Linked DNA regions of Homo sapiens: region 2 is linked to region 1. The links are chromatin loops, found by intact Hi-C in ENCODE. Cell type or tissue: pancreas. All regions are shown on one strand. Links, peaks and the distances in the headings refer to the core of each region. The heading gives the core; the rest is flanking DNA.

Region 1 (15,219 bases), core at 3,905-11,904:
AGCTTGATGAATATTTTACCCATGTTTGTACTTTACCCAGATCAATATATAGAACATTTCCAACACCCTAGAAGGATTTCTTGTGCCACCCAAGTCAAAGCATACCTCCTCAAAGATGGCCACTCTTCTGACTTCAGGCACATAGATTCATTTTGCCGGTTCTTGAACTTTAAACAGATGGAATTATACAGCATATACTATTTTGTGTTGAGGCTTTTTCTCAAAAACAAAGTTTTGGGGACTGATCCATGTTGCTACGTGTCGCGGTAGTTCATTGTTATCATTGTTGTGCAATATTCCAATGCATAAACACATTAGAATTCAATTATCCATTTTCCTGTGGATGGTTATTTGGACTCTCTCCAGTTTGGGCTATTTTGAGTCAAGTGGGCATGAAACTCTCTTCTACGCCTTTGGGGTAATAGAAGTTCTCATTTCTCCTTGGAATATACCCAGGAATGGGATATTTGGTCACAGGGTAAATAGACCTGTAGCTTTAGTAGAAACTGCCAGTTTTCAAAATGGTTGCACCAATTTACACTTCCACCAACGGTGCCTGGGGTTTCAGTTGCTCTGTATCTTCACCAACTCTTGGGATCATTGTCATTTCTTTTACCTTTAGCTATTGTTATGGGTGTAGGAGGGGCAAGAAGGAACCTTGTCAGAAACCAAGCAAGGAGAAAACAAAGGATGCTTACTCAGCAAGACACAGAGAAACAGAATCAGAGACACACACACAGAGAGAAATAGGAAAACAGCCAGGAAAAACCAGAGAAATACAGGTGGAAATGAAGACAGAGGAATGCTTTGAGAGCCAGGTAAATGGATGGGGAAAGGGGCCCAGAAAAGAGAAAAAGAAGAGAGAAAAATAAAATGGAAAAGGTGAAGTTGAAACGGAAAGAGGAAAGGTTGATAGAAGAGAGAAAAGCAGGCAAGAGAAGGGAGGAGAGAATGAACAACCCTGGGTGACCGGCCAGGGGAGCAGGGCAAGTGCAGAAATTGGTCTCTTGGTATTTTATGAAACATGGCCCTTTCTTTCTTTCTTTTTTTTTAAAGGGCTTCTTGATATTTTTATGTTTATATGTTTTAACTTGGGCCCAACCTCATGGAAAATGCATGAGAAATAAGTGGTTTCTAGGAATGTTTTATACATGGCCAGGGAGTTGTAAGGATGCAGAGGTGGGCAGAAGAGAGGGAGGGTGTGGACAGCCCCTTCCTTGGGTCTCTCTGGCAGGGCTTGGCTGTGGGCTGTGGGCAGGTGCTCTCAAGGTTGTGTAGAAGGTAGCCCAGGGTGGCAGACAGCAGGTGCACCCAGGATCTGCTCCAACCGTGTGACTTTGGGCAATCCACATCCTCTGCTCTTAGCCTCAGTTTCCTCCTCTGCAATATGGGATGCTAGCATTGCCAGTTTTGCAGAAGAGGGGGGCTCTTAATCTGATCCAGGGCCGGGTGGGGACCACAGGGCTCTAGGAAATCTTAAGCAATCAGCGGTTTAAAGCAGAGGATGAAATGCAAAAGACTGTCTCTGAAATCAACAGAGGACTCAAGAAAGCTTCCTGATGCATCTACCCGGTAAAAACTTTCCTAGTGTGAGGTTCTTGATATAGGCCCCATCTATTCCCATGCTTTGCTGCCACCATCCAGGAGCCCCGTCCTCAAGGACTCTGTTTTTCCAACATGCCACATAACATTGCATCCCTTGTCACTGGACACACTGTTGCTGTAAGTTGAAATGCCTCCTTATCCAGTAAGACAGTGCTTCTTAAAATCCCTGTGGAGGAGCAGAGACTAAAATCCATTTTACCAACCAGATGGGAAATTGTACACCCTTTCCCAAGGAAAACAATGCACATTCTCACCGTCTTGTTTACAACGTCAATGGTTTCCCTGGCCTCAATAGTCCCATCTCTGAACTCTGATTTAGGAGTTTCTACTTCAAGAACTTGCTGCTAAGGTCATTGCCTTCATAGAAGCTTCTATCCAGGTTTGCCCTAAAACACCATCAGCCCCTCTCCTGAGATTGGTCTCCCTGGGACTTGGGATTTTGCTCCATCATGTTTATGTGTCATCTGTTCATGTGTCTTTCTCCTCCACTAGCAGAGGAGGGTTTGTGCCTGTCTCTGCATCCCTGAAGCCCAGCACAGGAACTGGCCCAGGGGAGGCCCTCAGGAAACATCAAATGCATTTGTAGACATGTCTCTTTTGGCCTTCATGGTCAGAGTTTTGCAGTAACTGCAAAGGCAGAAAGGGAGCCTTTTAGAGATTCCCTTCTTGAAGCTGGACCTTGTCTCTTTGCAAGGATGAAGGCATCCTCCAGTGGAAGGGTGGGTTTGTGTAGGGAAACCAAGGCCTCCACAAAGCCTAACACACTCAGTCCCGAGAAGCAGGAAGCCTCCCAACACCATGAGCATACTTTATGCTAAAATTGGCAGAGGCAGCTGCCAGTACAATGGAGGAAGTAAACTGTAAGAAGTAAGGAGTGGGTTCCCATTCCAGCTCTGTCACTGTCTCCTGTGTGACCTTGGGCAGGTCTCTTTCCCTCTATGGGCCTCAGTTTCCTCATCTGTATATTGGGGTGGAGTGAGAAAGGATTTGGGATCTTCAAGGTTCCCCCCAACTCTGAGAGTCTATGAGCTCTGAAGATGCTCTTCAGGAAGGCTGTGATTTATATCACAGACGTGCAGGAGAGAAACAGTTGCAGAGGAGTCAATTTTTCTCTTGTAAACGGGATCTTTTTTAGAGGCCTCCAGGGAGAAAGAAAGGGACAAACATTTCTAGAAGGCCTACGATGAGGCAGAAGACACCGTGTAAACCTGGTCTTGTTTAGCTCCTTACGCTAAAGTTTATTTACCTTGCAAATGTATTATATGACTAAAATTTAAAAATAAAACAATAATAGGTTGATGTTTTGTCTCAAAAAAAGGAACCACATGATCCTGAGGAAAATGTGGAAAATAAAAAAAAATAGGAAGTAAAGGGACAAATAATCCATTCATTCAACAGGAATTTATTGAATACGCACTATGTGTCAATTATGATATAAAGAAACTGGGTCTTTACATAGCTTTATATATATATGTGTAAGTGTACGTATATGTATATACATATGTGTGTATGTATACATACACACGTATATATATACATATATACACACGTATATATATACATATATACACACGTATATATATACATATATACACACGTATATATATACATATATACACACGTATATATATACATATATACACACGTATATATATACATATATACACACGTATATATATACATATATACACACGTATATATATACATATATACACACGTATATATATACATATATACACATGTATATATATACATATACACACACATATATATGATTATAAGCATAGGGTCTACAATATTTAAATTCTGCAATTTAATTTACATTTCAATTCTATTCATTTTGGTGTTGTAATATAGCTAGTTCTTAATAAGCCTACCAGTTACAAGTCAGCTTTCTTTTTTCTGATTATAAAAATAACACACATCTTTACTGAAAAATATGTGGACATTACAAGCACATAAAAAGAAAGGAATAAAGATTACTCATAATCTACCACCCATACTTTTTTCTACTTATACATTTAGACTCTCAAAGTACGTGGATATCACCTCCTTCCTTCCCCCAGGGGACCCCCTATTGCCCATTCATCAGCCCCCACCAAAGTTACACACACAATAATGTTGCATGCTACCCCAAATCAGCAATTCTGTCTATTTAAATACTGCTTTCTATTCAGCACCTTGAACAGTGCCTGGTGCACAGTAGATGTTCCATACCTCACAAATGCTCTCTATAACGGAAGCAATGACTGACAAGGGGGTCATAGAGAACACAAGGTTTTATAATACGCTTTTAACAGAAATACCACCATGCCACAAGTAGTTTCAATACTTGATCTTAGCCAAAAGGCTGCAAAGCAATTGTAAGTACTTTCTGGTATTGTGAAATATTCTGCTGTAATATAATGGATGCTGTCTTCCTTATATCCTGTCACATATAGACTAATCATAATTACTTTCCCAAGTCTCATCTTGTGGCCTTCGAAATGATGGGTTCAGAAAGATCCTGGTAGCTGTTCTCTGCACAATTTCATGATCATTTTCTTGGGATAAGTTTCCAGATGTGCAATTGGTGGGTCAAAAAGCAGGCACATGCAATGGAACATTACTCAGTTGTGAAAAGGGGTGAAGAACTGATGCATGTTACAACATGGATGTACCTGGAAGACACCACGCTAAGTGAAAGAAGCCAGACATAAAAGATCACATGATCCATCATTTGTATGATATATCCAGAATAGGTGAATCCACAAAGACAGAAAGTGGATTAGTGGTTGCCAGTGGCTGTGGGGAGGGGTAATGGGAGTGACTGCTTAAGGGGTATAGGATTTTCTTTTAGGGTGATGAGAATGCTTTGGAACTAGGTAGAGGTGATGGTAGTATGGTATCATAAATGTACAGAATGCTGTTGAAATTATTCACCTTAAAATGGTTAATTTTATGTTATGTGAATTTCACCTTAATTAAAAAAATAAACAGGCGTGACATCAAGGCCAACTTTCTGTTCCCATTTGTGTATCCATCATTAATGCTATTGAGTGCCTGTTTCCTCAAAAAATCAGATTCTATGAACCTGGCCAGTGTTGTAAGCAAAATATATTGATTATTAGTGATATCAGTGTACTTTTCTCATGGGCTAGTGGATATTAATATTCCACTGACATGCTCATATTTGCCAATCATACTGGAGTGCTGGTCTTACCGATTTCCAAGAATGCATTTCTCCATTGATGATAACCCTTGCCATGTACATCTCAATCTTCATCACCTATTTATTTTTGCCATCTAATTTTAACATAATCTTAACTTTTTAATTGTAACTGACCTACAACCAGTGACTACAACACCATCCTGTTGACTGCCTGCTAGACATTGAGCTCCTACACCCATTTTCCTCCTCCTCATAGAGTCCAAGTCCACCATCTGTGTCCTGGAGCCAGCCCTGCCTCCAGTCTCAGAGAGCAGGCCCTGACTGACCAATCCAATTACAGCCACTTTATTTATCTTCTCAAGATTGGTTAAGACCTGGACATATGGCACGATCACAGGCCATGAGATATAAAGAAATTTTGCTGGGTGCCCCTGGGAAACTTTGTTTGGCTTTTACAAAGAGGCATTCATGAGGCAATGTCCCCATTCTTTCTCTAAATGTGGCTGGATCTGGGTGTGATGCTGGGATCTCTGCAGCCATTTTGTGTCCATGAGGAAAGTGAGCCCAGGCAATAAAGCTAACATGTAGAAAAGGACAACTGCAGGCACCTTCTCAGTGCACTCTCACTCTGGGCTTCTCATAAGGTAAGATAGTGGATGTCCTGACCCCTTCAGGCAGCTGAGTTAAGATGCCTGTTGCTTGCAGCTGAGAATGTCCTAAACCACCAACCCCATCCAGGGCAGTTGTTTCACTTTTTTTGTTTTTTAAATTTACAAACCAACTGCTTCAATAAGCACCTTCTTAAATAAAACTTTTTCCATAGTTTGATACACATCTTCAGATTGATTCCCAGAAGTGGAATTAAAAGATGACATGATATTAATTTTTTTTTTTTTTGAGAAAGAGTCTCGCTCTGTCGCCCAGGCTGGAGTGCCGTGGCGCAATCTTGGCTCACTGCAAGCTCCACCTCCCAGGTTCACGCCATTCTCCTGCCTCAGCCTCCCGAGTAGCTGAGACTATAGGTGCCTGCCGCCACACCCGGCTATTTTTTTTGTATTTTTAGTAGAGATGGGGTTTCACTGTGTTAGCCAGGATGGTCTCGATCTCCTGACCTTGTGATCTGCCTGCCTTGGCCTCCCAAAGTGCTGGGATTACAGGCATGAGCCACCACACTTGAAGTCACTTGATTCATATTTTTATTTGCTTTCCAGTTGAAGGCTCTACAGAATTAGTCTCTAAAGCTAGAAAATAAGGGGGTTGCGGGCTAGACCCCAGGTCTTCTGATATCACATCCAAAGCTAGATATGGAAAGTGAGCTGATCTTTACTTCCTTTAAATCTGAAATCATGGGTAATGGGTTCAGTTTGCCTGAATAAAGCATCCCCTGGATAGCCAAACCATGCTGCTATATGCATTTCTGTGCTTTATACTTTATTATGCAGTGTTTCAGAATGTATCTCTAAGTGTGATTGGATCTGGGGGTGATGGTGGGGCTTCTGCAGCCATTTTGTGTCCATGAGTAGAGTCAGCCCCTGAAATAACTGTCCCTGAATAGGGTTGGTGGTTCAGGATGCTCTCAGCAGCAGGTAAAATGCACCTGAACTCAGCTGCCTGAAGGATTCAGGGCAGCTTTTTTTGTTGTCGCTGTTGTTGTTTTTTAGATGAAATCTCACTCTGTCACCCAGGCTGCAGTGCAATGACGTGATCTTGGCTCACTGCAACCTTCGCCTTCTGGGTTCAAGTGATTCTCCTGTCTCAGCCTCCCGAGTAGCTGGGATTGCAGGTGTGCACCACCACGCCTGGCTAATAGTTTGTATTTTTAGTAGAGATGGAGTTTCACCACGTCAGCCGGGCTGGTCTTGAACTCCTTACCTCAAGCGACCCACCCGCCTTGGCCTCCCAAAGTGCTGGCATTATAGGCGTGAGCCACTGCGCCCGGCCAGGACAGCTATTATGTTACCTCGTGGGAAGCCCATGTAGGATTGGGACCGACATTAATGGTTGTAATTTGAGGTGGGGTGGGTCATGAGCCCCCATGATGACCTGATGAAATGTGTGAACCATCCCCCAGAAGGTGGCATGCTCACCTGTGTTGGTCTTCTAGGGCTACCATGACAGGGTGCTGTAGACCAGGGGGCTGAGAAAAAGGGAAATTTATTTGTTTACAGGCTTGGAGGCCAGAAGTTAGAGATCAAGGTATGGGCAGGGTGGGCTCCTTCTGAAGGCTGTAAGACAGCATATGTTCCAAGCCTCTCTCTTATCTGCCTGTGGTCCCACGGGTCCTTGGCTTGTAGATGGCTGTTTTCTCCCTGTATCTTTCCATCGTCTTTGTTCTATGTATGTCTGTGTCCAAATTCCCCCTTTTGATAAGGATATACCCCATGACCTTATCTTAGTTTGTTCATTGGCAAAGATCCTATTTCCAAATAAGGTCCCATTCCCAAGTTTGGGAGGTTAGGATTTCAACATCATTTTGGGGACACAATTCAACAGATAACACCATCCAAATGCATAAGCTTGCACCTAGAATGTCAGGGGTCATGAACATATTACGGTTTATCTAGAAACCTCGAGGCAGGATTTTATTTTATTCTGAACTATTCATTAGTAATAAGAATTCATGGGTAATAAGAAAGAAGTGATAGAGAAACCAAGGCCTGAAGAGGGAAGCACATGTTCTCACAGCACCCATGAGAACATGCAAGGACTGGAACCAGGACTCCTGGGCTTTCATGGAGCATCTCATCAGGATTCCAGCCTTTGCTGAGTCCAGTTCTCCGGCACTCACAGAAGCTGAGCCTTTGAATTAGACAAGCTGAAAAAGGACTGGCGAGCCAACTTCAAGGGAGACAGAGAGAAGCTGGCAGGAGCTGTGGGTCCCTGCCGGGGGACAATCCTTCCCTGCCAGGTGAAGGAGGCTAGAGCGCTGGGAGTCAGGGGCAGGAAGGTGTCAGGTCCTGGGGAGGCCAGAGCTTGTGCAAATCAATGCAGATCCTAGGAGGCGTGGGAGAGGAAGCTCGCTCTCACAGCAAACTCCTCAGGTCACAGCGGGGTGGATTCTGGCTTCAGTTCCCATTGACCATGACCCCTGGCCATTTCAGGGAGCAGCCAGGAGGGGGCGAGGAACCCTCCTCTCTGCTGCCTGTGCCAGCTGCCCGTCTATAGGAAGCCAACATGTCAGCCCTCCTGCCCACCGACGCCAGCCCAGAGGTGCCAAGACACCAAGTGCAGCGGAGCCAGCTGGCAGCGTAACGGAGAGCCAACGGCCCGGCCGGCCGGCCCATCTGCTCCTCACTGCCAGCTGCGTGCCTGTGGGAGGCGGGCCGGCAGCCCATCCGAGTGGCCGAGGTGCCAGCCACCGGGTGCTCTGGGCCAGCTGGCAGGCTGACAGGACTGGCCAGCATACCCATCTGCCCGCCGGCGCCAGATGAACGTGCAGGGAAACTGTGCCCGGGGACCTCAGGGTGCCAGCCTGCCTCGGGTTCCAAGGCATCGGAGACCCTGGTTCTCCTCTTCCCTCTGTCTCAACCCTTGTGAGCCCTGAGATGTTACTAACAAAGACCCAAACGAAGGCATGGGGAATCACAGAGGGGGGACAGGAAGTAACCCTTCTTGCAGGACTCCAGATCGGTGAATTTACAGGCTGTCAGGAGCACAGCCCATCGGTGATTAAGAGCATGGACTCTGGGGCCAGACTGCCTGGGTCCAGATTGCAGCTCTGACACTAATTAGCTGCATGACTTAGGGCAGGACTCTTAATTGTTTGTAGCCTCAGTTTTCTCACATGTAAACTGGGAAAGTAGCATCGACTTTATTGGGCTAAATGAGGAAGAAATAGAATGTGGTAAACACCCAATACCTGATGCTTATTATTATCACTCACATTATTAGAATCAGATTCAAGGAGTGTTTTAAACTCAAGTGTGCCTCAGATATCATCTGGTCCAATTTCATCATTTTAAAGTGGAGGAATAAAGGCCCAGAGAGGAGAAGGGCCATACTCAAAGTCACAATCACGTAAGAGTCATTTGGGGTACAGAGGCTAAATTCCAGGTCTCCTGTCACTCTCCCTAGTCTGTTGCCATGAAATGCTCCCCTGAAATAGAAGAGGATGGATGGAAAAGTAGGCAGGGGCCTTCCTGTCCTGCCCAATGCACCTAAATGCCTCAGGTGCACAGCTGCCACACTCCCTGGTTAGCCCTCAGAATGCACTGCCTGATATATGAGTGTGGGTGTTTCTTTCTGAGTGTTGACATCTATACTTGTGTATCTACTGTGTGAGCATAAATGTTTGGTACTGCCAAATGGATCCAAATCTCAAGTGCCGAGACCATGTTTTATTCAGGAACATCAACCCCCACCCCCACAAAGTCACCCCTCTCGAATGCTCAGATGTCATATCCAGAAAGCCTCTGACATCCCTGAGCCCCTATGCTTAGCACAATACCTGGAATATAGACATAGCCCTGGTTCAGCTGGTGCAGCTCCTTTAATTTGATGAATCAGAACTTTTACTGTCCACCCAACAACCAATAAGAGCAAGGATCCTAATGTTTTAAATCCTTTATGCTAATCTGCAGCCCTTGGATCTCACTTAGAGCCTAGCTATTCTTGGTTTGCGCACAGTACTAACGAAGGTGGTTAGCTGACCTTCCTGTCTACAAATTGAATTCAACAAATAAAAAGGGAGAAGGAAAAGCTGCAGGTAATAAAGGCCGATAAAGGTGGCTGGTGGTGTCTTCATGGGCATCAGAAATAGGTAGGATTATTTGAAAGTAGCCTCACTAATGGCAAAAACTGAGCGGTCTAGGGCCATTTTGTGAAGGGGCAAAGGGGGAGACCACTTCTCATTGTACAGAGCCTTTCATTTCTCACTGGAAAATAAATGATGCTCATAATGATAGCTCTGAGATTTAGTTCAAGGGCCACTGCCCAAACTATCAAAGAGCATCGTGCATTTTACAGAGATTTTCATCCCAAACATAATTTTTAAGATGATAATTAGAGGCGATCTTCCATCAACCAGAAACCTTGGCTTTCTCAAATGACTAAGTCAGGGAAGGTTATATGCTACGGGATCCACTGCTCTTTGTGTGGATGGAGATGACAATTAGAGAATTTAAGGGAAGCAAAGGGAAAGTGGAAGGTGGAGAGGGGGATCAATCAGGATTGCTTTGCATCCTGGACATGAATGTCAACTCCCCTTAGCTACATATGTATAGAATGGGCAGTTTTCAAAACTATTTTGCACCCATTATTCATCATCTCATTTATTGGGATTCTTGTCGACCAAAGAGGAAACACATGCACATATGTGTATGCACACACACACACAGAGATGTGTACACATACATGAGGATACACATCCATACACACGTACATGCAGACACTGACACACAGAGTAAGTCCCATCCTAAAATACCCAAGAAGCAATCGATGAAAAAAAATCACTTTGCAGAAAAGTACATATATATGCACGATGCACACCCTCAAGCATGCATATACAAATACACACACATGCGTGCATAGAGATACACACAGGCTCACACACATCTACACACAATTACATGCAAAGATGCACACGTGCACATGTGCATGCACATAAACACACAGACATGCACACATGCTGCCATCCTTTATTATTGCCTCAGAACAGCGAGCCTGAAAGATTTTTTTCACGGTCTTGGATTGGTGAAACTCCACATAACTTTGGGATCGTGACTTTTTTTTTTTTTAACAGAGTTTCGCTCTTATTGCCCAGGCTGGAGTGCAATGGCACGATCTCAGCTCACTGCAACCTCTGCCTCCCGGGTTCAAGCAATTCTTCTGCCTCAGCCTCCTGAGTAGCTGGGATTGCAGGCGCCTGCCACCATGCCTGGCTAATTTGTTGTATTTTTAGCAGAGACGGGGTTTCACCTTGTTGGCCAGACTGGTCTCGAACTCCTGACCTCTGGTGATCCTCCCACCTTGGCCTCCCAAAGTGTTAGGATTACAGGCGTAAGCCACTGCTCCTGGCCTGGGATCATGACTGTTAGGAGGGGATGATGATATTGTAACTGCCACCATTCTGAGAGGGGGCCTCATATGTTCAAGATCTTGTGCCTGGCATTTGACACTCCATTTACCACCCTTTATATCTTTTTCTTTTCCCCCTCTTCCTTCTTTTTTTCTTTCTCTACCTTTTTCTTTTTCTCTCTTTCACGAGCAGTTCCATGAGCACTTTCTTACTGTAAAACATCAACATTATACACAAAACAAACCTTCCTCCTGTATATTTCCTGCCTTCATAACCACTCAATTTCTGAGCAATAATGGCTGTGATCAATTTCAAGTGGAACCTGCATCCCCCAATTTGACATGCAGTTCTATAGTACATACAGAAAAGCCCTGAATATCCGCAAACAGGATGAAGGTTAAGCACGCTCTGAAATACCATACAATAGCTGAAAATAACCAAAGCAAATTTTTGGAATAATATTAGTCAGCATCTACCAGCCGTAAATAGGAGTTGGCACTCTCCCTGCATTCCGTCATTTAATCCTTTCAGATACACCTGCACATGATTAATATTCCCATTTAACAGATGTGAACACCGAGGAAAGGTGGGATTAGGACGTTAGGACATTTGTCATGCTCATACACTATAATTGAAATGATATACAGATGATTAGCATGGTCCCTGTGCAAGGATGACATGCAAATTTGTGAAGCATGTTAGGACATTTGTCCAGCCAGCATGTTGCAGACCTGAGATTTAAACCACGTGATCTGTCTCTAAAGCCTGCATTCTTCTTCTTCTTCTTCTTTTTTTTTTTTTTTTTTTTTTTTGAGACGGAGTCTCGCTGTGTCATCCAGGCTGGAGTGCAGTGGCGTGATCTCAGCTCACTGCAACCTCTGCCTCCTGAGTTCAAACAATTCTCCTGCCTCAGCCTCCTGAGTAGCTGGGATTACAGGCACCCACCACCATGCCCAGCTAATTTTTGTGTTGTTAGTAGAGACAGGGTTTCACTACGTTGGCCAGGATGGTCTCGTACTCCTGACCTCTTGGTCGCCCACTTTGGCCTCCCAAAGTGCTGGGATTACAGGCATGAGCCACCGCACCTGGCCTTAAAGCGTGCATTCTTAAGACGCATACTAAGATAACCAAGAAACAATAAGTGAAAAAAAAATCCATTTGCAAAAGAGGGCGCACGATATGATCCCGTTTATATAAAAACTGAATACATATATGTGGGTGCATACATGAATGTATGGCTTTCTATAACTCTTGCAACATCCCAGTACACTTTTAACAAATGACTGGTGCAGCAGAGGTGAACGGACTTTCTGTGGCTGTGGAGCTGGGTTCAAGTTCACCTCTGTCCAACAACACAGCTTGTGCTGTATTCACAATACTTTTCTTCCTATGATAACAGAGTGAACTTTGCGTGGGGGTGGGTGAATTGGGAGAGGATTGTTTTTAAAGAGTTTGCCACCAAAAGCATCTTTTGGGGAGAACACCTGTCCCTCACTGTTTCATGCTTCTAGAAGGGAATGGGTAGCTCTATGAAGTCAGAGAAGAAAGAACTCTAGGCTGTATAAAGTATAAGCCATCACAGAGGGAGGACCCCTCCAGCACTGACGATTGAAAGACGCCTCCAATGCCTCCATTATAGGGCGACATAGTTGACTGGTCTCTTGGTTTGGCAGTGCAAAGTCTCTTAAAAAATCTTAGCAAGTTTCAAATGCACTATGGGGCTGAGAAAAGTGCTTCAGCTGGGGCGCAGGAGACCTGGGTTGCAATCCTATCTCTGCTTCTTGCTTACTGTCTGTCCTTTCCCTACTGTGTTTTCCAACTCTGCTCACTGGGGCAGGGGTTTGGACTTGGGGAGTGGACTTGGGGAGCCAGTGGAGAGAACAACAGGTTTAGCCTTCAAAACTCAGCCTCATGTCTTACAAAATTCACGATGTGAAGCAACACACTTGATATCTTGGAGCGTCACTTTCCTCATCCATGAAGTAGAAATGATTATTTGATGCATATCTGTCTCATGGGTAGTTACTATTTACGAGTTCTTGGTGGTGTTCTAGGCAGAGGCAATTGCAAGTGCAAAGGCCCTGTAGCATCATGCTTGATGCTGTATGACTGCCATCTCAGACAGGAAGGCACCAACTGTGGGCCACCTTGCATTGATCACTCCACCTCTACTCATGATGATCAAGAGGACCAGAGTGGTCAAGTAACTGGCTCAAGGTTGCAGAGCTCTCCGATGACAAAGCAAGGACTGGAACCAGACAGGACTAAAGTGAGACAATTGTTGGACACAAAACTTAAGGGGCACCAAAAAGTTCAGTAGTCAAGATAAATAACACTAATAAAACATTACTTAAAAAAGAAAGTTAATGCAAATGAATTCCTGATGAGCAGAAGATCAACATTTTAAACCATTACAGGATGAGTATTACTGATTTCTCCATTTGCTTCAGCCTCCAAAATGTTTCTTCATAAAGCTTTTTTTAGAATTTTTAGACTTTGTTCAATGTGGATTTTTCCATTAAATTTGATTTTTAAAAATACCACATTAAAATATTTATTTTGGCTATTGAGGTTTCTGGTGCCCCTTAAGTTTCATGCCACTCATCTTACCCTGGTCTGGGCCCTACAGGTCTGCCAACCAGGTTGCTTTGTTCCTTCCCTGCATCTCCTCTCTCGTTCATTCATTCACTTACTTATTTGGTCAGTCAGCAAGTATTTTGGGAAGTCAATGATTTCAGGAACTGGGAAAATGTCAGTGTATTAGTCTGTTTTCACACTGCTAATAAAGACATACCCGAGACTGGGTAATTTTTAAAGGAAAGAGATTTAATTGACTCACAGTTCCACATGTCTGGGGAGACCTCACAATCATGGTGGAAGGCAAAGGAGGAGCAAAGTCACATCTTACATGGCAGCAGGCAAGAGAGCTTGCGCAGGGGAACTCCCGTTTATAAAACCATCAGATCTCGTGAGACTTAGTCACTACCACGAGAACAGTAAGGGGGAAACCACCCCCATAATTCAATTATCTCCACCTGGCCCTGCCCTTGACATGTGGAGATTATTACAATTCAAGGTGAGATTTGGGTGGAGACACAGCCAAACCATATCAGTCAGTAAACAAGATAGTCATTGTATCTGCTCTCCTGAAACTCATAGTCTAGTTGGGGAGACAGATATGATTCAAATAATCACATAAACCAATGTAAAAGTAGAAATGTGGAAATAGAACAAAGGGGCAGTTATGGGGGCATTGACCAAGAGAGGCAGTCAGGGAAGGCTTCCCTGAGGAGGTGGTGTTCAGGTGAGATGGAATTAACCAGCTGGGGGTGGATTGAAGATACGTGGCTAAGAATGATCTAGGCAGAGGAAACAGCAGGTGCAAGGGTCCTGTGGCAGGATCAAGATCGTGGAGACTTCTAGAAACACAAAAGAAGCCAGTGCAGCTGGCATGCTCAGTGCCAGGAAGAGCAGGGGGCAAGACAGGGATGGAGAAGTGGGCCTGCAGACACAGTGGGGAAGGATTTGATCTCTGGTCCAAGGACAATAGGGAGCCTTGGGAGGGTTTCGAGCTGAGAAGTGACATGATCAGGTTTGCTCTTTGGAGCGATGCCCCTGGCTGCTGGGTAGAAGGTAGGCTGGCATTGTGGATAGATCCCAGACTCCCTAGGTTTCTAGTCCAGCTTCCCCCTTGCTTGTGGTGTGACTGTGGGCAAGTTACAGAGCAGTTGCTTTCTCTGTGAAGCACTTGCTTCTGAAAAGCACTTGCTTTTTAGTTCACTCATCTGTAAAATGGGTTACCAGCCTCTTAAAGTTGTTGAGAAGATTAAATGAGATATGCGTTGGTCTCCTAGAATAACGCTGGCATAGGGTTAGCATTCTATAAATGTTGCCGTGATTATTATTACAGATGATAGATTTGGGGACAAAATAGAAGACAGTGAGAGATCAGCTCCTGCCCTCAGCCCCAGGGGTGGCTCAGTCCATCTTCTCTGCCTGAAGTTCGTGGCTCCCCTCATTAGAAAGTGGCTGTTCTTTCTTCTGTGTGCTCTCTGGAGGAGAGGGCATGGTGGAGGCTGCAGGAATGCTGTGAAGGTCTTAAAAGAAATTATAGCCTGCATAAAAATATTCACTCCAGTGGAGGGCCTTAAACCATTCCCTTGGGCATTGAACAGTGACTGAGAGTATATTACTGTGCACTTAAGGCGACTGCAGCCACCCAAGGTCAGAGAGAACGGAAGGGAAGCACTTAAGCATGGAAGTACCCCTAAGTAGGAGCATCCTTCCCAGAGCTGTTCCTCTCCTCCATCTGCCAATGTCTCATCAGTCCCTTCCTTATCACCAATCCCAAGAAAAAGAGCAGTCACTGAGATTCCTTAGGGAGGTAAGGGAAGGAGAGAGGAAAGAGGATGAGCCCGGGCTGGGAACAAGAGAGTGTCCCAATTTT
Region 2 (15,219 bases), core at 2,538-10,537, 50 kb after region 1:
CAAACATGTTAAATTCTCCTTCCTCATTTGTTCTCTGACCCATTTCACGTCTGAGTGCCACTCAGCAAACCCACCTGCTGTCTTCAGCCCCGGCCGAGGGAGAGGCAGGAAGAATTAAAGCTGGCCCTCCAGCTTAGGTTCAATGTGTCATGCTTAGGTTCAAACGTGACTTCTCTGGACTGTAATGCCAGAAAGGGCATCAATGAAAAGAATCATTGCCAAGCTTTGCAGGGTTTTGTCAGTGGCAAATCCCTTCCACATGGGAGGAGGATCAGGGCAGAATGAAGGGTGCCGGCTCTGCTCTCTGACTGGCCCCCTGGTCCAAATGCTGGTTGCTTCTCTGGGGATCTTATGGTGACCCAATGCAAACAAATAATATTTCCAGTCTTATGTTTTATCATCTGGAGAATAGGGTAATAGTACCTTCCTCCTAAGTTTCCTATAAACGTTTTTGAAGTGTGTCTTGAGTATGATAAAAATACTTAATAAACGTGAACTGAGGAGGGGAGGGAGAAGAAGGTGGAGGAGGAAAGGAAGAAGAAAAAAAGACAGAAGGAAAAGGAAGAGGAAAAGGAGGAAGAAGAAGAGTTGGAAGAGGAGAAGGAGATGATAATGATGTTGGTGATGATGGAGCTATTCTGCTTATTACTTCAGTGAATACTTATGACCCATGGTAGACGGAGTAACTAGGATGTACAGATGATACATGACTTGTCTGTGTTCATCCAGAAAGCTGAGAGCAAAGCATAGACCAGAACTCATCTTTCCTCACTGAACATTCAATAAAGTCTGTGAAGATGATTGCATTAGGAGACTTGGGAGAGATCCTGTTTCTCTTGGAGTTGTCTAAAGCCCTGAGGATGGGTTTCCTCCTGGCCACCCACTTCCCCCAGCATCTTTGTGAGAAGATGAATAGTGCAATGCATAGAGAACGGAATCCCAGCTCTGCACCAGCCGGTAGCTCTGGGTCTTTGAACAAGCCACTCCCTCTCCCAAAGCCTCAGTTTCCCATCTCATCATTGGGAAAGGGGTCAGACTAGGGGTCAGAAATCAGTGCTGAGGCTCCAGAAGCACTGATTTCTGGGACTCTCTCACATCCTGCTGTGATTCACACTTCACAATCAGTCCCAGGAGGTTCCGTGATTCTCTGGGGCCATTTAACAGCTTCCGAATTCTATGTATGGGGGATTCGACTGATGTCTGGGGAGTTCTCTGGTGGAAAAGTGTCTTTCAATAGATGTAGACTCAGGAGGTAGTTTCTCTGGAGACAGCAGAGCATGGGAGGATGAAGATAGGAGAAAATCTCCAAGGCTTCCTGGGTCCCAAAGGCTGCAGGAGGAAAAGCCATAGAAGTGCATGTTTCTTGTGAGCCTGCTTTTTAACCAACATAGTGTCAGGAGCATTTATGTGGGTTGTCTCAGAGAATCCTCCAATCCACCAAACCATGCAAGTGTCATGGCTCTCAGGTAGCAGGTGAATGAACTAAGGCTGGATGGACTCACCTTGGACTCCATGTCTAGGAGGTGATGACATCAGGTGTTTTGACTTAGAGTCCAGTGCTCACTGCTGGACCATGTCTGCTTCTCATGGGTGGGAGCCCAGCTTTGGACTGGGTTCTCTGGGCAGGGCTGTAGAAGAATGGTGGGGGCTGACCCTGTCCCATGGAGCTGACAGTGAAGTCCACAAGAAGAGACAGATAGGCACAGGCAGTGACAGCAGAATCAAGAATCAAGCAGATGTGATGTTAGAGGCAAAGGTCGAGGCAAGAAGCCATGAACAGACAAAAAGCCCTGGACTAGCCTTCGGTGTCCTGTGTTCAAGTCCTGGCTCTAACACTAACTATATATTTTTAACTTTTATTTTAAGTTCAGGTTTGGTATATAGGTAAACTTGTGGCATCTCTTGTACATGATTATTCCATGACTCAGGTAATAAGCCTAGTATCCATTAGTTATTTTTCCTGATCCTCTCCCTCCTCCAAACCTCCACCCTTTGGTAGGCCCCAGCGTGTGTGGTTCCCCTATGTGTCCATGTGTTTTCATCATTTAGCTCCCATTTATAAGTGAGAATATGTGATGGTTGGTTTTCTATTCCTGTGTTAGTTTGCTAAGGATAATGGCCTCCAGCTCCATCCACGTTCCAGCAAAGGACATGATCTTGTTCTTTTTCACAGCTGTATAGTATTCCATGATGTGTATGTACCACATTTTCTTTATCCAGTCTACCATTGATGGGCATTTAGGTTGATTCCATGCCTTTGCTATTATGAATAGTGCAGTGAACATATGCATGCGTGTGTCTTTATGATAGAATGATTTATATTTCTTTGGGTATCTACCCAGTAATAAGATTGCTTGGTTGAATGGTATTTATGTTTTTGTTCTTTGAGGAATTACCACACTGCTTTCCACAATGGTTGAACTAATTTACACTCCCACCAACAGTGTATAAGCGTTCCTTTTTCTCCACATCCTCACCAGCATCTTATTTTTTTGACTTTTTAGTAATAGCCACTCTGGCTGGTGTGAGATGGTGTCTCATTGTGGTTTTGATTTGTATTTCTTTAATCATCAGTGATGTTGAGCTTTTTTTTCACATGCTTCTTGGCTGCATGTACGTCTTCTTTTGAAAAGAACAAAAGAATGTATCTGTATATGTCTTTCACCAAGTTTTTTAATGGGTTTCCTTTCTTGTAAATGTGTTTATGTTCCTTATAGATGCTGGATATTAGACCTTTGTCAGATGCATAGTTTGCAAACATTTTCTCCCCTTTTGTAGGTTGTCTGCTCACCATGGACAGAAGTCTGCTTCCTCCTTGACCAACACTACCTTCCTGAAGCTCCTCTCTTTCAGCTCCCATGGCCTCCCCTGGGCTTTTTCTTTAGGGAGGAGCACAGAACGGGTAAGAGCTGAGGTTTTCTTTAGTAACAGGATGGGTAAGAACCCACGAGGAGAAACAGAGTTTCTTGCCCTTCTCCTCACCTCCCCTGCCATCCTGTGGGCACTTGGTGCCTGCTTGTCAGGGAGAAAAGAAGGAAATGCACTTATTACCTAAAAATGCCAAGAATGAAGACAGGAAGGTTTGTTTTTGACATTTGTAATGTAGAATCTTTATTCACATGGTGGTTAGAAGCATAGAGCCTGGAGTTAGACTCTGTGGGCTTGCAGTGCCAGCTCCACTGGACCCCAGCTGTGTGACCTTGGGCAAGTGAGTTCACTTCTCTGAGCCTCAGCTTCTTCATCTGTAAAATGGGGACAATCACTTCCCCTCTGTGAGTATCAGCTTTCCCATCTGCATTGGGAATTCATAAGTATGCTGATAATCACTGTCTACTTACCAATTTCTCTCTTGGGTGACTTCCTAAAAGCAATCACAATAATAGCTAATGTATATAGTAATGTGCTCACTGCATGCCAGACACGGTTCTGGGCATGTCACATGTATTAATTAACTCATTTGATTGTTCTACAAACCTGTGAGTTGTGTGCTATTACTACAGCAACTACTAGACAAATGGGGAAATGGGGGCTCTGAGTGGTTTAGTCTGTTGGTTGAGTCCACCTATCATTATTATTATTATTATTATTATTATTATTATTATTATTATTTTGAGAGACAGGGTCTTGCTCTGCCTGCCAGGCTAGGAGTGCAATGGTGCAATCATAGCTCACTGCAGCCTCAAAATCTTGGGTTGAAGCAATCTTCCCACCTCAGCTTTCAAGTAGCTGGGATTACAGGTGTTCTCCACCAGGCCTGGCCTCTTTTTAATTTTTTGTAGAGATGGGGACCTTGCTACGTTGCTTATGCTGGTCTCAAGCTCCTGTGTTCAAGAGATCCTCCAGCCTCAGCCTCTCAAAATGCTGGGATTACAAAAGTGAGCCACCATGCCCAGCCAAATGCACTTACCCTTAAAGTGGCAGAGCTGAGATTGGAACTCAGGTTCCATGACTCCCTAGGCCTCCTGACACCTGAGACATGGTCTGAGAGGCAGGCTGCCGTGGGTACCCACATGTACCACAGGTACTCACCTGGGCTTGCCAGCCTGACTCAGAGTCCGTTCCCCTCCATGCACAGTGCTGCCTCCCCCTCCCTGGCGGAGCAATCTTGCTGAGCCCTCCACAGGGCTCTGGCCAAGGTCTGGACTGATTATTGACAAATTAAAAATATAAGCTATTGACCAGATGCCGGGATGGAGTCCCAGAGCTGCAGACCTGAATCTCAATGAGGCAGCTGAGCGTGAAGATCGATTCTGCAGGTGGAGGAGGAGGCGGACAAATTGCCCCATGCATAATGCAGAATCTGATGTTCTGGTTAATAACTGCCTGGTGGGGAACAGACAGGGGGTGGCCTGCCTGAGTCAGCTCTCTCACCATCCAGGAAGGCTCCCACCTTTTACACTCCAGATCCAGCCCTCAACAGTCCCATTGGAGAAGGAATCGCTAACTCCATTTTATGGACAAGCACATTTAGAGACCCACAGGTATTGTCCAAGGCTGAAAGCCACTAAGTGTGAGGGCTGGGATTTGAACCCAGGTCCTCCTAACTACAAAGCCTGGTGCTTAGAGGCTCAAGCAAACTATGGTTTCAATCCCAGCTCCATCTCTTCTATCTCCATGTTTTCTGTGTGACTTTGGGAAAATCACCATACCTCTCTGAACCTCAGCTTCCTTCCTCTCTTTAAAAAGGTGGATAATAAAATCTACTTTAAAAGACTGTTGTAGGGATGAAAGAGAAGGCTAGGCGTGGTGCTTTCTGTGTTGGACATCTTCTGTGTGCCCCTCTCAATCCTCTTTCTTCTCCCCCACCCCACTGCTATTGGATTCAGGCAGCTGACTGTGGGCCATTTCAGCGGTGTCCCTTGCTCTCTGGCTTCCAGTATGGCTCAGCCAATGGGAGGTGATGTCAGGAAATTGGAGGGTGGGAGGAGTGAGGTTGGGATATTTCTTCCCTCTGTTCCCTCCCTGCCTGGCTCTGGGTCAGCTGTGGCTAGGTTGCTCTACCCAGTGTTTCTCACAGAGGCAGCCACAGCTGCCTCCAGCATCCAGTATCACTCACCTCCTCCAGCACCCTTCAGCCTAGGGCTGGAAGGGCTCCCTGCTACTCCTCCCTGCAAAGGTGCTGCATCGTCCCTATTGCTCTTTCTGTCTTCCTCCAACGCTGTCATTAATATCCTATTGTTAAACTCTCCTTGGTTATCCCACCGAATATACCATCTCTTGTCTAATGTTCCACTTTGTAAACTGTGGTACAGAGGCAAAAAGCTATACTAAAAATCATTGCCATCTGTGTTGCTCTCGTCAATTAGTGTCTCTCTCTTTCATTCATCCATCCATCTCCCTCTAACATCCCTCAGTGAGCACTCATCCCACTAAATCTAAACATACCAGTTTATACAGGGGCTGCCTCTACTGGGCGGTGACCTCCTCGAGGGCAGAGCATGAGGTTATGCAACACTGCTTCTCCATGTACAACACCTTCACGGGGCCATGGACCAAAGAAGGGCTCAGGGAGTGTTTGGTAAATAAATAAATGAGTCGTAGATGACTTTTTGAGGCCACACAGTGAAATTCTGACATGGAACTAGAATTCAGGTCTCCCAGCTCTCAGAACAAGGATCTGAAAATGTCTGCTGGACGAATAAGTGAACAAAATACGGATAGATGAATGGCACCCCCAGAGACAACAGATGAAAAGTACTTCTTCCTTATCCCTGCCTCACTGGTGCTCAACTGGGGGTGATTTTTGCTCTCCCTACCCCGTGAGGAGACATTTTGGCAACTTCTTGAGATATTTTTGGTTGTTTGATATTTGGTGGGGGGTATGCTACTGGCATCTGGTGGCCCTACCGTCCAGGGGTGCTATGAAACATCCTACAGCCCCCAGAGCAGAGAATTATTTGCCCCAGAGTGTCCAGTCACCGAGATTGCAGAGGCTGGGAAATGCTGCCTTACCAATACACACCTTCTGAGGCACCTGCCAACACAAATGGCCCCAAACTGAGGGAGGCTTTTCTAATTTTACTGAATTGACTGGAAACTTTCTCTTATTATAAAAATGTGTTTATAATAAAAAATGTAAAAAAATACACAAAAATAGAAGGAAGAAAATGAAACATGGTCACCAATTCCCCAACCTACTGTTAATTTTATGGTGAATATCCTTCTACTAATATTTCCGAATTGATGTAGCCCCATCCAGACACATGCTCACACACATATCAAAGTCATTTTAAAAATACAGTTTCCTGTGTATTTTCACCGTATTATATCTTAATCACTAGTCTTTCACAAGTTTTCTAAATGGCCATACAGAATTCCATCTTATGTACCATCCGTAACAACCTATGAATATGTAAGACGATTCCAACCTCTGTGTCTACGATCTTCTCTGAAGATGAGTTCCTGGACATCGGATCACTGGGTCAGAAACCACAAATTTCTAAGGTACACGACGGGCAGCCAGATACCTTCCAGAAAAATGACTCTTCCTCCTGCCATGGTCAAGGGATCTATCTTGACTTCCTCTTGCCAACATGAAATAAACGCATTAAAAATGTGTTCCAAACCCACCATTTCCTCCTAGTGAAATTGGCTATGTGCATGTTTTTCATCTGTTCATTTAGTCATTTGCATTTCTTCTTCTGGGAGCTGTCCATTTCTGTTGACTCTTTTCCTCCAAGGGTTTTAATGTTTTCTATTAGATATGCAAGAGCTTTGTAAAAAAATATTGAGGGCACTAAGCATTTGTTTATCACAAGCGTTGCAAATATTTTTCATCAGTTCACCAGTTGGATTTTCATTTCATTTATGATGGCTTTAGTCATACCAATTTTTTTCCAGTTTAATTTCAGGTACACAAATCTATCCAATTTTCCCCTTCTTTGTGATTCATTTCTTTGTTTTTCTTTTTAAGAAATGCCTTCCTCTCCCTGGTACCATTAACTCCCCATTTTTGTCTGCAAATTTTTTATTAAATTTTACATTTGACTCTGAGTTTACAAAATCCATCTGGAATTTATTTGGTTGAATAAAGTGAGAATCTATGTTGATCTCCTTCCTTACTTTCCCCCACAAAGCCCAATATTCCCAGGGGAGGATTTGCAAGGTGACATCTAGTACACTCACCCCACCTGCGCCAGCCTGGGAGAAGTAGCAGGGCTGGACTCTCCAGCTATCACAGCATAGCCAGAGCTCTGCTGTGGGAGCTGCATCCCAGACCGCTCCTTGGTTATCTCAGAGGCTGGGATGGGCCCAGCACCATTGGAGCCCAGAAAATGAGGGATATGCTGGCCTCCCTTCTGCAGGGGATTCTGAGACTACCTTATAGCAGTTAGGCCCTCCAAATGCCTAGCGTTGCCTGACATGTAGGTCTGCTGCAACCTGCCTGAATCTATTTACTTTATGTTTTGCCCTTGAAGTTAATTCAAATTGGAAGCAGAAGCCACCATGGTCAGATGCCTCCTGTGTTTGCTGTAAAAACTGCCCTGACCACGTTCTTTATTATAGTGTCCTGTGTCCCCAGGGTGAGGGGTGTCGGAGCAGCCTGGTGGATAGAGGGGGACCAGGCTGGGCCTGGGTGTCAGGCAGACTCCACTGACCCCTAAAATCTCTGCTGCATGACATTAAGCAAGGCTCTCTCTCTACCTCACTAAGTGCTGCATATTTCCTATGTTAAATGGGATCTGCCCTGTTTACCCATACGAAGTTAACACATGCGGATTGCTTTCCACTGTGATCAAAACACAATGGGGCTGGACAAGGTGGCTCATACCTCTAATCCCAGCTCTTTGGGAGACCAAGGCGGGCAGAATGCTTGAGCCCAGGAGTTTGAGACCAGCTTGGGCAACTTGGTAAGACCCCCATCTCTATAAAAGATAGAAAACCTGGTCAGGTGTGGTGGTGCTCACCTGTGGTCCCAGTTTCTCGGGGAGCTGAGGCAGAGAGATTGCTTGAGCCCAAAAGTTCGAGGCTGCAGTAAGCTATGATTGCACCACTGCACTCTAGCCTGGGCAACAGAGCAAGATCCTGTCTCAAAGAGAAAGAAAACACATAAAAGAAAAAAACAAAACAAGAAAAGAAAATGCCAACACCACAATGGGTATCTGCTCAAGAAATAGAACTACAAAAATTATGCAACTATTTTCCACTTTCAAAGCAAGAACATTCCTGTCTCACCCAGGAGTTTGGTTTGCTTCTGTTTATGAGCTGGGGAGAATTACATAACTATCCAGGCTCTATTTTCTGTGTTGGCTTCCAGGAAAGTGTTACCTAAGGAGGCAGTGGGTGAAGAGGTTAAGAGTATGGGCTCTGAATGTAGAGTCCCTGGGCTTACCTCTGCTAGCAGTGCTCCCTGGCTGAGGCATCTTTTCCGGCCTAGCCTCTTCAAGCCTCAGTTTTTCTCATCTGAAAGTTAGAAACTAGACACTCTCCTTCTGAAAGTTTCAAGGATTAAACAAGATAGTCCATTTGAAAAATGCTTATCCCGTTGGCTGCCAGATAGAAAGCCCCCCTATTCCATTTCACAGAGCTTCAAAATTTCCATTCATTTATTCATTCATTTATTATTTTTCACCTCTGTATTTCCCAACACCTGGTACATAGTAGGGGCTCAACTGAATAATTCTTAAATAAATGAATTTGTAGAGCATTATCGTGAGTCAAGTTCTAGGCTAGTCACCACAGATACTCCGAGCTCAGGATCTAGCAGGAAAGACAGACACAAAACAACAAAATAAAACAAAGCAAAACAAAACATTTTAGGGTTGTTACTGTCACAAAAGAGACATGCCTAACATTTGAAAGGATTGTAAGGGCGGTATTGGTCCCATCTGAGCTAGCAGGAGCAGGTGATGCCTCAGATGGATTCTGAATCCAGGTAGGAGTTTGCTGGGTGGAGACACATGTTCTCAGCACATACATGAGCTCCCATAGTTCTGAGCCTTATCAACCTTGAGTAGTGTCTTCCCATTTTATAGCCAGGAAGCCTGAAGTCCAGGGAGGTTACAAGACTCTTCCTTGGTCACACAGATAAAAATGATGAAGACTAAGCTCAGTTGTTGAGCTTTTAGAGCCAATGTCTTATTCTAGAGCTACCTTAGACCTTATGTAGATGCCAAGGTTAGGGTGGGAGGGTTTTAAATGACAAATGTAGGAAACGTTCCTCAGACCCTGCAGTCATTTTCCCCAGATTATCCTGTCTTCCTTCTCTCTGTTATCACAGTCTGTGATTGGACCATTTACACAAATGCCTTTAAATCCTTTGAGAATCTAGCCTCCAAGTACTGTTCATTCTCCCTCCTAGAGAGCCCTTGGATCTGTACATCTCTCTGTCAGTCATCTCAAGCCAAGTTGCTACTGAGGCCCCCTCATTGGGTCTCCCAGCTTCTACTCCTTCCCATCTATGATCAACATCACAGCCAGAAACATTATTTCAAATCACATATATGATCACATTAGGTCCCTAACACCCTCCATGGCTCCCACTGTCCCTGGGATGAAGTCAAAACTCCTTGGCATGGTCCACAAGGTCCTGCATGACCTGACTCTTGCTGACCTCTCCAGCTTCATCTCTGGAAATCTTCCCCTTCTTACCCCCACTTCCTTGAGCTGCATCATTCTTTCCATTTCCAAAAGATGTACTGCTGATTCTTGCCTCTGGGCCTTAGCATGTGTGATTCCCTCTGCATCCTCCCCTTCCTCATGATCACCTAACTAACTTCAGCTCTTCCTCCGTGGAGCTTCAGTTTAGGACTCACCAGAAGCCTTCTGGGGCTGCCATCAGGATGGTGCGTACTACATGGTAAGATAATTGTCTGCCTGCCCTAGCCCTGCATTTCTCAAAGTGTGCACCATGGAACATCTATATCAGCAGCACCAGGGAGCCCATTAAAATGCAGATTCCCAAACCCCACGCCAGGCCTCCTGCCTCAGCATCTCTTGAAAATGGATTCTTTACATTTTTAAAACAATTTTTTACCATGGACATTCTCAAACATACACAAAAGTAGAAAGGATAGTATAAAGCAACGTGTAGTCTAGTAGCAGCAACAGCAGAACCCTCTGGCATTGTTAGACCTGCAGCATCTGCCCCCAATCCCAGACCTGTTGGATGTGAGTATCTGGAGTAGCTTCCAGAAATCTGCATTTGACAAGCCCTGCAGGAGGTTCTGCTGCCCACTCAAGTTTGAGCTGCATGAACAACTCCCACAGCTCTCTACTCCTAGCCCGTCTTGTTCTAGCTACACCACTTCTCCCTCAATTTACTGCCTCTTGTCTTAATTTGGAGCCAATCTAGACACTGTGTCATTTCATCCTTGGATATTGCTGTATGCATCTCTAAGAGATATGGACTATTTAAAAAATACATTTTAAATTCTAACCACTATGTCATTATCCCCTTGGGTCATTCTAACATGTGTCAAGTCTGAGATGCTGCTGTGGATATTCTGTGTGTTCTGGGAGGGCAGGGGCCAGGGCAGTCCTCATCACCGTAAGCACTCGCCAATATCCTGCTGAATGTCAGCAGTTTGAATGGGAACGCGGACTGCACAAGGAGATCGGGGACGGGAAGAGTTAAACTCTTCACAGGAGGAAGGAGCCAGACTTCACTGGCAAAAGGAATTTTTTTTTCTTTCTTTCTGCCTTTGCAGCCCCAAGCCTGGAGCTTGGTACTCTAGGGAAGGCACCAATCAGATTGTTGCCTGCATGTTGGAAAATATTTATGTCACCTACCAAGCTGGGAGCATACTCAGCAGGCTTCCCGGGGCCTCCTGATAGACAAGGTCGCATCCCAGCAGCTGTGAGAAAGGAGGCGTGCCGGCCTGGCAGCTGTGCTGGGCGCCGGGAGGCTGCCAGCGAACGTGGCATCACACAGGAGAGGGAGATGCACTTCTGTGACCCCCCGCTCTCAGGCAGTGGGTGATGGGGCATCCCCGCTGCGTGAGACAGCTCCTGGGAGCACAGACCAGCTGGGGGCAGGGGGTGGGGGCCTGAGAAAGGACAAGCTAAGGGCACGGACAAGAGGATGGGGTAAGGATGAGCCAGGCATTTACAAGGTGCTGGCACCATGCTAGGTGCTCTGCAAGTGTTATCTCTCAGTAAATCTTTGTCACATTCCTTGCCATGGTTAGGATCATGCCCATTTTACAGATGAGGAAACTGAGGTTTTGAGAAAGTCCGTGAAAAATGGAGCTGGGACTCGATTTCTAATTTGTCTTTCTTAGATCCTGCATACATCACAGATGTTTACCATTTGGCCATAACTCTGACACGAAAAAAAACAACACCAACAACAATCTATCTATCTACTTATCTATCTACTTACTATCTGTCCATTCATCCACCCATCTATCCATTCAATCTGTCTATCTACCCCATTTGTCCATCTATTTATTTTCCATCCATCCAAATCTGTCTCCCTCCCTATCTACCCATCTCGTCATCCATTCTAATCTATCCATCTATCTATCTATGTATCTATCTATCTATCTATATATCTATCTACCTATCTATTATCTATCTATCCATCCATCTATCTATCAATTTATCAACTTAAATTCGACAGTGAAATCTCATCCTACAGCATTGGAAAGACCTCTAATTTTGATCACAAGCAACAACAGCAAGACCTCAAAATCATGTATCTGAAAATATCAAGCTGGGACACCAATGACCAGCTTCATGGTCCTACCACTATCATCAGGATGCAAACTGCCACAGGCTGCCGTTCCCAGTGGTTAACAGTGTGGGCTCTGGAGCCAGACTTCCTGGGTGCAAATTCCACTTGGGCAAGTTACTTCTTCTCCCTGTGCCTCAGTTCCTCAACTATTAAATTGAGATATTGATAGGCCTTCTAACATACGTTTTGAATATTAAATCAATGAATATTTGTAAGATGCTTAGGACAGTGCCTAGCACTGGGTACTCTTATATATAGCTGTTGTCCCAATTACTCTGGCTGTGTAAAAAAATGACTCCAAAATTCAGTGGTGTAAAGCAACCACAAGTTATTTATTATGCTCATGGAATCTGTGGGTTAGGAGTTCAGGCAGGCCACATGAAGCTGAACATGAAGTCTTTGCTTCATGTTCTCTAGGATTTCAACTGGAATTCGTGAAGTCTGGAAGCTGGAATCTCTGAAATCTAATACACTCACATATTTGACATTTGTGGTGGTTTATAAGCTAAGACTTTATCTGGGACTAGAGCCCAGAATATCCACCCACATGTGGCTTCTCCATGGATCTTGGGCTTCCTCACAACATGGCAGTTGGTTTCAAGACTGAGCATCCCAAGACAAAGAAGGCCAGGTGGAAGCTCCATCTTTACAACCTAGCCTCAGAAGTCACATAGTATCACTATTAATATAAATTTGTCAGAGCAGTCTACAAGCCCTCCCACGTTCAAGAGGAGGGGGAAAAGATTTTACTTCTTGATGGAATATGGTACGGCATTCGAATAAGGTAGGATTGGAAATATTGCTGTGACTGTTTAGGGAAATTTCATCTGCAGCAGCCATGATTGGCTATACTCAAGCTGCGAGCATTGGGAACTTGGGGAAGAGGGTCTCAGGGAACCCCTGTAGCCAGGATTACACCTCCCTGGGTTCACCCACAATTCTTCCTTCCAAGATCTGGTCACCTCCCCAATATACTCAGGTACATTCCCCACCTTCCATCCCTCAACCTCATTTTGGTTTCCAGGTGCTCCAACTGCATTCCTCTTGCCCCAAAAGTGTGCTGTTTCCTTTCCCCTCTTGAGAACATCTAGGGCCATATTTTCAGGCAGGAAGACATTTAACAAAACACAGGAAGGGCCCCTGGCTTATGTCTGCACTTTTTCCTCTAGGCATGGAAGGACCATAGGCCTGGGTCCCAAATGGAAGAATGGGAAAATGTAGGAGAATCAACTCAGAGATATTTATGCTATGAACGAGGCCCAGGCCCAACTCAGAGAGGCAAAGATTGCCTGCCCCCTGTGTCTCCTCTCTCCATGCCAAGGAAAGGCATGGGGCATAGATAGGCAGTAGAAGGGGAGCTGGAAGCCTTGACAGAGGCAGCAAAGAATTGAGAAACCCAGTCTAGCTTCAGCTGGCATCTAGGCAGTTGATGGGGCCAGATAGGATACCTTGGATGTGAGCCACAAAAACACAACTGAAACAACTTAAATATGTTACCAGACCCAGGGAGACTTCTTCGAGCTCTTAGCCCAAATGAAATTTTATAATCACCTGTGTGGCTGTTTGGTTCAACTCTTAGTCCCCACAGCCCCCACCTAACCTGTGTTTCCAGGGACCTGGCATCCTGTGTTGGGAAAGACTGTGCCTTGTACTAGGTGACAGACGTGACAGAACATGTTATTAGCTAATTAAATAATCCATTCAATAAATCAACCTCACTGAGTGCCAATTCCATGCCAGGCACTGTCCTAGGGCCCGGGGATGTGGCAGCAAATGAAACTGGCACAGCTCTTATCATCATGGAATTTGATTCTAGCAGAAGACAATGGACTACAAGATAAATAAATGTGTGCTATAATGTCAGAGTGCAGGGAGCTCTCTGAAAAAGTTAAAAGGGGGGAAAAGGATAAAGAGTGACAGGGGAGTTGCTAATTTACATCAAAAGTAATTAGAGAAGGCCTTGAGGAAGTGGTGAAATTTGAGCAGAGACCTAGCAAAAGAAGGGAGGAAGCCACGCGGGTGCAGGAGAAAGAGCATTTCTGGCAGAGGAGACAGCAGGTGCAAAGGGCCTGAGGTAAGTCTGAGCAGCAGCAAAGTCAGGGTGATTGGAGTGGAGTAAGGTGGAAGAATAATGAGGGATAGGTGGAGGGCAGCTATGTGGGGCCCCGTAGGGCACAGTAAGGATGCTGGGAATTTCAGAATAAGTTGTGTACATGATAAAATGAATGAATAAATGAATGAAACCATGGAGACACGGATGGGTGGATGGATGGATGCTTACATGCATGTTTGGAAGATTGGATGCACAAACAGATGTGTGGACGGACAGATGGATGAGCAGATGAACAAATGGTTTGGTGGAGTGCATGTGTGGATAGGTGAATGGATGGAGAGATGGATGGATAGATGGATAGATGGATGGAGGAACAGATGGATGGTTGGACCCTAGAAACACACACTAAGATAAACCTCCTTCGTTCCTTTTTTTTTTTGAGACAGAGTTTCACTGTTGTCACCCAGGCTGGAGTGCAATGGCGCGATCTCGGCTCACTGCAACCTACGCCTCCTGGGTTCAAGGGATTATCCTGCCTCAGCCTCCCGAGTAGCTGGGATTTCCTTCGTTCTTTTTCAGGACTGCCTTTCCATTTTCTGACCCATATTACAGTCCCACCCCAGCAAGAGAAACACCCCAGGAAGAGCAAGGCATGGCCCAGCTGATGCCCAGCTGCTCTCAGGAGCACAGGCTGAGCCTTAAATAATGCCTCCTCCTCAGGAAGAGCCGTTCTGGTGGCGCGGGCACCAAGAGGCGTTTGGGGCAGGCAGCCGTCACTAACAGATTCATTAAGCTCACTCCAGAGCAACGATAAAAAATCAATTTAGTTCACCAGGCAGCTTGAACAGGAGCCAGGAGCAGGGGAGCCCTCCCATCCGTGAGCTGGGGGCGTGCAAAGAGGTGCCGTGGAATCGGCGGGGGCCAGAGCATGGCAGTGCTCCATTGTCGAGGAACTCCCCCACCACCGCAGGGTTGCAAGAGCTCTGATGGGAAGGCCTGCCAGGGGAGGCGACGGGCGCAGGGTGGATGCCTCTGTAGCACCCCAGGCAGCTCTGCAGACACACCCGCCTCACTGGCACGCAGGCCATGATCTCTCTCCCCCACTGCCTTGACTCGTTAATTTATATTTTAACAATCCGCAAGAGCTGACTCTGCACGAGGCTGAAGGCGTAAGAGATGGAGGCGTGGGAGATCGCGGCATGGTCTCTGCTCATGCAGTGCTCCAGTCTGGCTGGGGAGAAGATCTGGGCCCAGTGCAGAAAGGCAGGTGTAAGCAGAGGTTTGGAGAGGGGATAGAGGAGAACAGAGAGGGAGAGGGTGGTACTGGAGTTCGGCAGAAGCAGGATATTGGCATCCATCAATGTCAAAGCAGAAAACAAGTGGGATGCAGCAGGAAATAACTCCAAAGGGGTCATTGAGGGAGAATGGGATGAAAGAAACAGCAATAAAAGGGTGGATGGGGGGACCCACAGAGATGGTGCACCTCAGT

The links. A loop is a pair of places that touch in the nucleus more often than their neighbours do. Peaks named below come from ENCODE experiments on the same cell type or tissue, not always from the same donor. Only the 100,000 strongest peaks of a DNase experiment are listed, where the experiment ranks them.
Region 2: a loop joins it to region 1, with 7 times the contacts of the local background. A loop is called at or near these places in 2 of 110 quality-filtered maps.

Annotation. Positions count from the first base shown.
Region 1 is chr22:27,024,512-27,039,730 of GRCh38, forward strand. It overlaps the pseudogene RNU6-1066P. Among named protein-coding and RNA genes, the nearest start is that of LINC01422, 130 kb to the left of the region's middle. RefSeq lists a silencer at 7,675-7,969. In pancreas, for the core only: no CTCF peak of the experiment used is centred there; a DNase peak (open chromatin) is centred at 8,070.
Region 2 is chr22:27,076,107-27,091,325 of GRCh38, forward strand. No RefSeq gene overlaps it. Among named protein-coding and RNA genes, the nearest start is that of LINC01638, 140 kb to the right of the region's middle. In pancreas, for the core only: no CTCF peak of the experiment used is centred there; no DNase peak of the experiment used is centred there; H3K27me3 peaks cover 407 bases.